2 separate regions of the Homo sapiens genome follow, and region 1 is linked to region 2. A link is an interaction called in ENCODE POLR2A ChIA-PET data of the cell type or tissue named here. Cell type or tissue: GM12878. All regions are shown on one strand. Each heading gives the region's core, and the rest is flanking DNA. Links, peaks and the distances in the headings are about the cores only.

Evidence for each region. Peaks named below come from ENCODE experiments on the same cell type or tissue, not always from the same donor. Only the 100,000 strongest peaks of a DNase experiment are listed, where the experiment ranks them.
Region 1: POLR2A ChIA-PET joins it to region 2 with 5 read pairs; 4 of 35 experiments call an interaction of 5 or more read pairs at or near these places.

Annotation. Positions count from the first base shown.
Region 1 is chr2:38,906,012-38,910,407 of GRCh38, forward strand. The region is part of intron 2 of ARHGEF33 (Rho guanine nucleotide exchange factor 33); the gene reads left to right. Among named protein-coding and RNA genes, the nearest start is that of ARHGEF33, 18 kb to the left of the region's middle. In GM12878, for the core only: no CTCF peak of the experiment used is centred there; a DNase peak (open chromatin) is centred at 2,380; H3K4me3 peaks cover 854 bases; H3K27ac peaks cover 1,038 bases.
Region 2 is chr2:38,826,878-38,831,273 of GRCh38, forward strand. It overlaps DHX57 (DExH-box helicase 57), which reads right to left. Exons shown (of 24, transcript NM_198963.3): 14 at 1,463-1,559. Among named protein-coding and RNA genes, the nearest start is that of DHX57, 47 kb to the right of the region's middle. RefSeq lists an enhancer at 810-1,104. In GM12878, for the core only: no CTCF peak of the experiment used is centred there; no DNase peak of the experiment used is centred there.

The sequences.
Region 1 (4,396 bases), core at 195-4,194, 79 kb after region 2:
GGTGGCCAAATCACTTGTGCCCAGGAGTTCGAGATCAGGGCAACATGACCTGGGAAACATGGTGAAACTCCACGTCTACAAAAAAATACCTAGGAGGTGGAGCCAAGATTGTGCCAAGATTGAGCCAAGATTGTGCCACCGCACTCCAGCCTGGGTGACAGAGCAAGACTCTGTCTCAAAAAAAAAAAAAAAAAAGAAAAAAATTCTGAAGAACAGGATTGCTATCTAACTATCTGGGACAAAGGAGAAGTATGTAATTCAGTTTGGAGGTAGGGGGATGGAACACTTCTCTTCTTTTTTTATTAACTTATTCCTGTCCCAACTTGTTCCAAACAAGGAAATTGAAATAATGCAACAATAGATTGAGGAATCAAAAAATAGCTTCTTAGCAAAACCAGCCCCAGCATGTTCTGGTCTCCTTATGGAATGTCTCTAGCCCTTTTCTCATTGTTCCAAACTTTTCAGATGTGGTAAAAATGTACTAATTTGTGGGGTTCAGTATGCCTTAGCTCTAGGGAGGGCATGTATGAGGTAAGCTGGAATTATAAAAGAAATAATCAAACTAATGATGAATTTACACTTTTCATTGATCAACAAAAATGTTGACTCTTTCCCATATCTAGGCTTCTGCTGCTGGACTTTGTGATAATAATCGGTTATAAGATGAGACTCGGCTGGGTGCAGTGGCTCATGCCTGTAATAATCCCAGGATTTTGGGAGGCCAGGGCAGGAGGATCGCTCGAGCACAGGAGCTTGAGACCAGCCTGGGCAACATGGTGAAACCCTGTATCTACAAAAAAAAAAAAAAAAAAAAGGTCTGGGTCTGGTGGCAGCTACTCAGGCAGCTGAGGTGGGAAGATTGCTTGAGCCTGGGAGGTCAAGGCTGCAGTGAGCCATGATTGCACCACTGCCTGGGTGACAGAATGAGACCCCCTGTCTCAAAAAAAGATGATCCTTGGTTTAGGTGAGGAGAGTTGACAGATGACAATTGAGGAGAATGGCCAAAGCAGGCTTCATGAAGGGTATAAGACATGAGTTGCCCTTTGAGGGTTGAGCAAAACTTGGTTGACAGAGAGCAGAGGGTTGTAGGACCGAGATCCCCAGGTAGGAATGCCTAAGGCCTGTGAGTGGACTAGTTCTGTAGGGGAAAGTGCTGTGGTTTTAGTACCCAGGGACCATCGCTGACCCCTGTCAAGTATGCACGGGCTGTGGACCATTTTTCTAACTGAACTCATCCATTTTCAAGGTTTGACTATGATTTCCAACTTTTGAAGGCTTTGCTCACTGGGAGTCTTTGTTCACTGGGCAGTAGTGGGAAATTATAGTCATTCTGAAGATGGATTGTACTCTTTTTCTCCTTTCTAGCTGTTCTGAGAGCACCAAAGGCAGCTCCAAATTGGATGTCATTTCATCTGAACTATGAAAAAAATTCTCCCAGGAGGGGCAGCAGTAACCTGGTTTCCCCTCTCACCTAAATTAAGCTTTGGTGACTGATGATCCGTTTTACAATGTACTACTAACTCAGCCACCTGGTTCAGATCTTGGGAGTCCTGCCACTGCCTGTGATTTAGCAGAAGGAACATTTCCTGAGGACTAAAGTTTTTCCATGTTAATGTACCCCTCTGCAAATCAGGGCCATCTCTAGGACTGGAGGGAGTTGTCTCTGGAGCTCAGGGTTCTTTCCCTCCAGCGTTTCCCAGGAGAGCACTCTTGTCCTTCTTTGTCTTTCCTTCCTATCAATTGGGACTTACTTAGTGAAAGTATAGTGACAGTCACTTTATTGTCTTTTTAAGTAGATATTTACATTGTACTGGGGCTCTCTGCCTCTTGCACAGTGTCTCTGGGAGGATTTTTTTTTTTTTTTTTAGACAATGTCTCACTCTGTCATCCAGGCTGGAGTGCAGTGGCACTATCATGACTCACTGCAGCCTTGACCTCCTGGGCTCAAGTGATCCTCCCACCTCAGCCTCTCAACTTGCTGGGACTACAGGTGCATGCCAACATGCCTGGCTAATTGAAAAAAAAAAACTTTTTGTAAAGATAGGGTCTCACTATGTTGCCCAGATTGGTCTTGAACTCCTGGGCTCAAATGACTCTTTTGCCTCAGCCTCTCAAAGTGCTGAAAGTTATAGGCTTGAGCCACCGTGCCTGGCCTCCAGGAGGCTTTTAACTTCCACTCAGATGAATCCAGGGAGAGAATCTGTTTGAAAGATTGAGATTAAAGAGAGTCAAGTCAGGATAAGAAAAGAGATGAAGAATATCTTCCCTGACCAGACACAGAGGCCATGAGACATTCAGGCTCACGAAATCTGGTTCTGACACAGTTAAGTAGGTCAAGTATTAAAATGAGTCAGAAGAGCCCCTGGAAGTGACTTTCAGCCCTGATCTGAAACTTTTGATAAGTTTTTATGTCTTCAATGAGGCATTTTTAAACTTAAAATATCTCTGGCCAGTGGTTGGTTTTGTGTGTGTGACAGCATGCTGATGTTCTTTTTTTCTTGACTGATGTAGACACATATTAACTCTACCAATTTACTCTATCCTGACTGATCTTAGGTGAACAACAACAAAAATTAACATGCCAGTGGAGTGAGGATGGAAGGATCTTTGTTATTTCACTTCTGAGCCTTCTGTGCTCCTGAGCTATGGAATTACCTATTCTCTGTGCTTTGCTCCTGTTCTCACTGGCTCTGGGCACTTTGGTGTTGCTGGCCGTGATGAACATCACTACAGTTAGTTTTGGTGTGGGACCATTTACTAGGAGAGCCTGCTCTTTCTTGGTTTTTCAAGCCAGGGAGTGGGAACAAGGGGATATATTTCTGCCAGTGGAACTTTGCTTGTTAAAATAAAATAGGCCTTTTTTCCTAATAAAAATAATCTTCAGGCCAAACTCTCTATATTTACCACTAAGTCTTTATTGTTGATGTGAAGCAAGTTGTAGTAAAAAGCGTGTTTCACTGGTAGTCTGCTGCATGAGAATTCAGGTCACTTCCATAAATATTTGTTGAGAGTATGTTGAGAATGGTGCCAGGAGCTGGAGACAGAAAGAGGAATGAAACTCCGTGTATACCCCTTAGTTGCTCACAGTCTGGGGAGTGGACAGCCATGAAGGCAGTTAACTAAGGAGGGGTGATGGCCTTGTGACCTGGTTCAGTGGCAGGAGCCACCTTGTTTCTAGCAGCACCCATATTTGACAAAGGGTCACGTAAGGGGCTGACTTGAGCACCAAGGACCATTTTCAAAATAAGGCCACTTATTGTTTGAGATGTCTGGTGGCAGAGTCCTATTTTAATTCTTTTATTTATTTCATTAAAAAAAATTTTTTTTTTAGACCAGGTCTCACTCTGCCGCCCAGGCTGGAGTGCAGTGGCTCTATCATCGCTCACTGCAGCTTTGACTTCCTGGGCTCAGGTGATTCTCCCACCTCAGTCTTCCAAGTGGCTGGAATTACAGTAGTGCACCACCACGACTGGCTAATTTCTTTTTTTTTTTTTTTTTTGTATTTTTTGTAGAGACAGGGTTTTGCCATGTTGCCCAGGCTGGTCTCAAACTTCTGGGCTAAAGCTAACTGCCTTCCTTGGACTCCAAAAGTGCTGGGATTACAGGCATGAGTCACTGTGCCAGACCCCTATTTTAATTTTAATTCTTTAATTTATTACCTTTGCCACTTTAAATTGCTATGTATTCAAGGATGATTTTTTTTTTTTTTTTTTTGGTTGTGGGCATAGAAAGCTGCATTTTCATTGAGGTATCCTAGTTTTAAGCACTTGTGTATCTTCATATTGTGAGAATTGTCTTATCTCCTTACCATTTTGCTTCTAAGGGTCACACTGTACTCTTTGTTTTCTTGCGTTACATTGATTAATTAATTCTATTAATAGTTTTATAACCATTAATTTTTATTTTTTTGCTGATCATAGTGTTATATTTTTGTTTTCTGACATTTTATTTAGAATACGTATAGTTATTTTTTTATTTATTTATGTAGGCTATCCTAGAGTTGGTCTCAGAACCTCATAGAATAAATTTAGCTATTTACATGTATTCTATCTATAGCATAGACTAAATAACACAGACACTGTTATTTATAGAACCTTCCTGTGATATTATGCTGAATCATTTCCTATTGGGGAGTAGATATTTGACCTTCTCTTTTAATATTTTCTGCAGATAGTTGTTCTGGATAAAAAAATTTATACTGTTTTTAAAACAAATTTCAATAATGTATGTTTTCCTAGAAAATTATCTGTTTCATTTAGCTTTTAGAAATTATTGGCAGCCAAGTGTGGTGGCTCATGCCTGTAATCCTAGCACTTTGGGAGGCCAAGGCAGGTGGATTGCCTGAGCTCAGGAGTTCAAGACCAGCCTGGGCAACACGGTGAAACCCCGTCTCTAC
Region 2 (4,396 bases), core at 192-4,191:
CCCAGCACTTTGGAAGGCTGAGGCAGGCGGATCACCCGAGGTCAGGAGTTTGAGATCAGCCTAGCCAACATGGTGAAACCTCGTCTCTACTAAAAATACAAAAATTAACCAGGTGTGTTGGTGGGCACCTGTAATCCCAGTTACTCGGGAAGCTGAGGCAGGTGAATCACTTGAGCCCAGGATGCAGAGGTTGCAGTGAGCTGACATCCTGCCATTGCACTTCAGCTTGGGCGACAATAGTGAGACTCCGTCTCGAAAAATAAAATAAAATAAAATAAAATAAAAGGTAAAGTCCTTTCTGATTTTTACAAAATATTTACTTAGTTCTAGGAACCAAAAACCTCATACCAACTTGGGAAAAATGTTGGAGTGTAATTCAGTAGTAAATAATGAAGAGGAATAAATAATTGATATTCTACAACCAACAAGCCTAGTGCAAACTAACCAGCAAAGAATTATTCTTCCTTTAAATACAAGATGAGCCTGTAACCCCAGCTACTTGTGAGGCTGAGGCAGAAGAATCACTTGAACCTGGGAGGCGGAGGTTGCAGTGAGCCGAGATCACGCCACTGCACTCCAGCCTGGGCCACAGAGCGAGACTCTGTCTCAAAAAAAAAAAAAAAAAAAAATATATATATATATATATATATATATATACACACATACATATATATACACATACACACACACACACATACATACACACACACAGAGAAGACAGGCAATGACAATGATGTAACCTCAGAAACTTCATTCTTACATTTTAAGGGAGTGTTCGTTTGTCAAATAGTTTTCCCCTTAAAAATGAAGACACACCCAGTGTGTCTTGCTCCTGGAATAGGAACTATTGAAGATGATTTTCTCTCATAATGGTAGGACTTCTTTGTTGTTACTAATGCTGCCTTTCCCCCACCTTCCCCCACTATCTGGGGCTCTGACATCTAAAATTACATGCAAATTTGCTGAGTCACTATGCTAAGTGAAGAGAATTTTTTTGAAACGGAGTTTCACTCTTGTTGCCCGGGCTGGAGCGCAATGGTGTGATCTCAGCTCACCAAAACCTCTGCCTCCCGGGTTCAAGCTATTCTCCTGCCTCAGCCTCTTGAGTAGCTGGGTTTATAGGTGCCGGCCACCACACCCAGCTAATTTTGTATTTTTAGTAGAGATGAGGTTTCTCCACGTTGGTCAGGCTGGTCTCCAACTCCTGACCTCAGGTGATCCGCCCGCCTCGGCCTCCCAAAGAGCTGGGATTACAGGCATGAGCCACTGAGCCTGGCCAATATTTTTCTTTAATAAAAAGGGAATAACTGATTTCCTGCAGCAAATAGGTTTGCTCATTTCCAGCTGGCATAAACAAATGTATGCTCGAAGACTGGTGCTCTTCCAGGGTCTAAAGAGGGTGATGATATCTTTAGAGGTAACTGCAATGGATGATTAAGAATATAGAAAGCAATTAGCTTACCGATTACTACGTCTGTTGTTGAAAAGAGAATTAGACTGTAGCTGTTCATAAAGCATTTTGATTTCTGCTAGTCCTGGTAAAAATACAAGTATAGCACCTGGGTATATAAAAAGAATCAATATGTGGGTAAGCATAGGCACAGAAAAGAAACAAGAAAAATTTTTTTAAAAAAGAATATGATAAATGAAGTAAATGAAAAACTAATATAGATTATAAAGCTGTTTTTAACCAAAATATGCAATAATCTGAGAATTTCGCCTGTGGTCTCAGCTACTCGGCAGGCTGAGGTAGGAGGGTTGCTTGAGCCAGGGAGGCGGAGTTTGCGGTAAGCCAAGATTGTGCCACTGCACTCTAGCCTGGGCAACAGAGCAAGACCCTTTCTCAAAAAAAAAAAAAAAGAGAAATTTTCACTATCAGTTTTATTTTCTTTGTAAAGTCCCAGAGGATTTAAACAAATAAATAACTACATGTTTTATATATTCTCTGACTTAATAAGGACAAAATGGAGATTTATCTTTCTATAACCAGAAAAACTGAGGTGTGGAAAAGTATAATGTCTGTCGGTATAATGCCAAGAATTATTAGCTAAGCTCTTTTTTTATTTTAATTTTTATTTTTTGAGACAAGGCCTTGCTCTGTCACCCAGGCTGAAGTGCAGTTGCGCGATCACGGCTCACTGCAGCCTCAACCTCCCCAGGCTCAGGTGATTTTCCTACCTTAGCCTCCTGAGTAGTTGGGACTACAGGTACATGCCATCACGCCCGGCTAATTTTTTATATTTTTAGCAGAGATGGGGTTTCGCCATGTTGCCCAGGCTGGTCTCAAACTCCTGGACTCAAGTGATCCACCCGCCTCAGCCTACCAAAATGCTGGGATTACAGGCATGAGCCACTGTGCCTGGCCTAGCTAAGCTCTATAAATAAACTTTTTCAGTACACTGGCTATTTTTTTTTTTTTTTGGAGACAGTGTCTTGCTCTGTTGCCCAGGCTGAAGTGCAATGATGTGATCTCAGCTCACTGCAACCTCCACCTCCTGGGTTCAATTGATTCTCCCGCCTCATCCTCCTGAGTAGCTGGGATTACAGGCACACGCCAGCTAATTTTTGTAGTTTTAGTAGAGACAGGTTTCACCATGTTGGTCAGGCTGGTCTCGAACTCCTGACCTCGTGATCTGCCCGCCTTGGCCTCCAAAAGTGCTGGGATTACAGGCATGAGCCACTGCGCTTGGCCCCACTGGCAACTTTCTATTTTTTTATTTTTTTAGAGATGAGGTCTCACTATACTGCCAAGGATGGTCTTGAACTCTTGAGCCCAAGCAATCTTTCTGCTTTAGCCTCCCGAGTAGTTGGGACTACAGGCATGCACCACCACACCTGACCTTGACATTCTATTTCTATAGGAAGAGTTATTCTCCTAACCTTATAAGACAGGAAGACAATTTTATTAATAAATAAAATCCATAAACATTTTACTGGAAATGAGAAAAAGAAACTATAATTGACTGGCCAATCTGGTAATCTAAATTCAGATATATTTTAGAGACAGCCCATTAACTAATCATATCATGTTAACAGTTTATGGGCTTTTAAATTTTACATTAAATAAAATAAGCATGAAAACTGATTATAGTATATTTCTGCGTGAAGAGCAGTCACTCAGCAATAGTCACCTTCTTTTGTGCTTTATTCAGGGAGAAAAATGGTACTGTTTTCACCAGCCCCCCTTTAATCCCACAAATATTTATTGGGTGCCTATGTCAGCTCCATGTGAAGTGCAATGGGATATAAAACAAGCATCTGTCAGCAGAGAACTCATGACCTATTATTCAGTCATAGTTATCCTTCCCACTAAATAAATGAGGAATCTGAATTACCACAAAACTGGAACTCTGATGAAGGCTGAAAGAGATCTTATAGCATTTTAAAAAATACCTCACAGTAACAAAGAATGTTCACATATATTATCCCATTTAATCCTCATAGCCATCCATTGAGAAGGTTATTAGTGGCCAGGCATGGTGGCTCAGGCCTGTAATCCCAGCACTTTAGGAGGCTGAGGTGGGTGGATCACCTGAGGTCAAGAGTTCAAGACTAGCCTGACCAACATGGTGAAACCCCATCTCTACTAAAAATACAAAAATTAGCCTGGCATGGTGGTGCATGCCTGTAATCCCAGCTACTTGGGAGGCTGGAGGCACGAGAATCACTTGAACCCAGGAAGTGGAGGTTGCAGTGAGCCGAGACCATGCCATTGCACTTCACCCTGGGCCACAGAGTGAGACTCCGTCTCAATAAAAAAAAAAAAAAGAAGGCTACTAGTACCCCTACTAGTGACTCAGTAACTTCAGACTCAGGTCACAGAGTTAGTAAGCATGGAGCTTGGACACAAACCTAGGGTTTCTGGCATCAGATCCATGTTCTTTCCATTACATACCCCATGATCCTCTGCTAAAATGCCACAAAATTTTATTGAGGTCAGGTGTGGTGGTTCATGCCTGTAATTACAGCACTTTGAGAGGCTGAAGTGGGAAGACTGCTTGAGCCTAGGAGTTTGAAACCAGTCTGGGCAACACAAGGGAGACACCATCTCTACAAAAAATTAAAAATTTAGTAGGGCTCGAGAGGCTGAGGGAGGTTGTAGGATTGCTTAAGCCAGGAAGTTGGGGCTGCAGTGACCCGTGATCATGCCACTGCACTCTAGCCTGAGTGACAAAGTGAAACTCTGTCTCAAAAAGAAAAATTAAAAAAATTATTTATTAAAAGATAAGCAAAAAGAAAAATACAAAGGAAAAAAAAAGCCACAACATTAAACAACGATGAAACATACTATTATATATGGATTGAAAAAATTTTTGTCTATATTTTTATGTGCCTCATCTGTCTGGGATATCTTTAATGTTCACAGATATGTCACATATGTCACTGACTTCCTAGT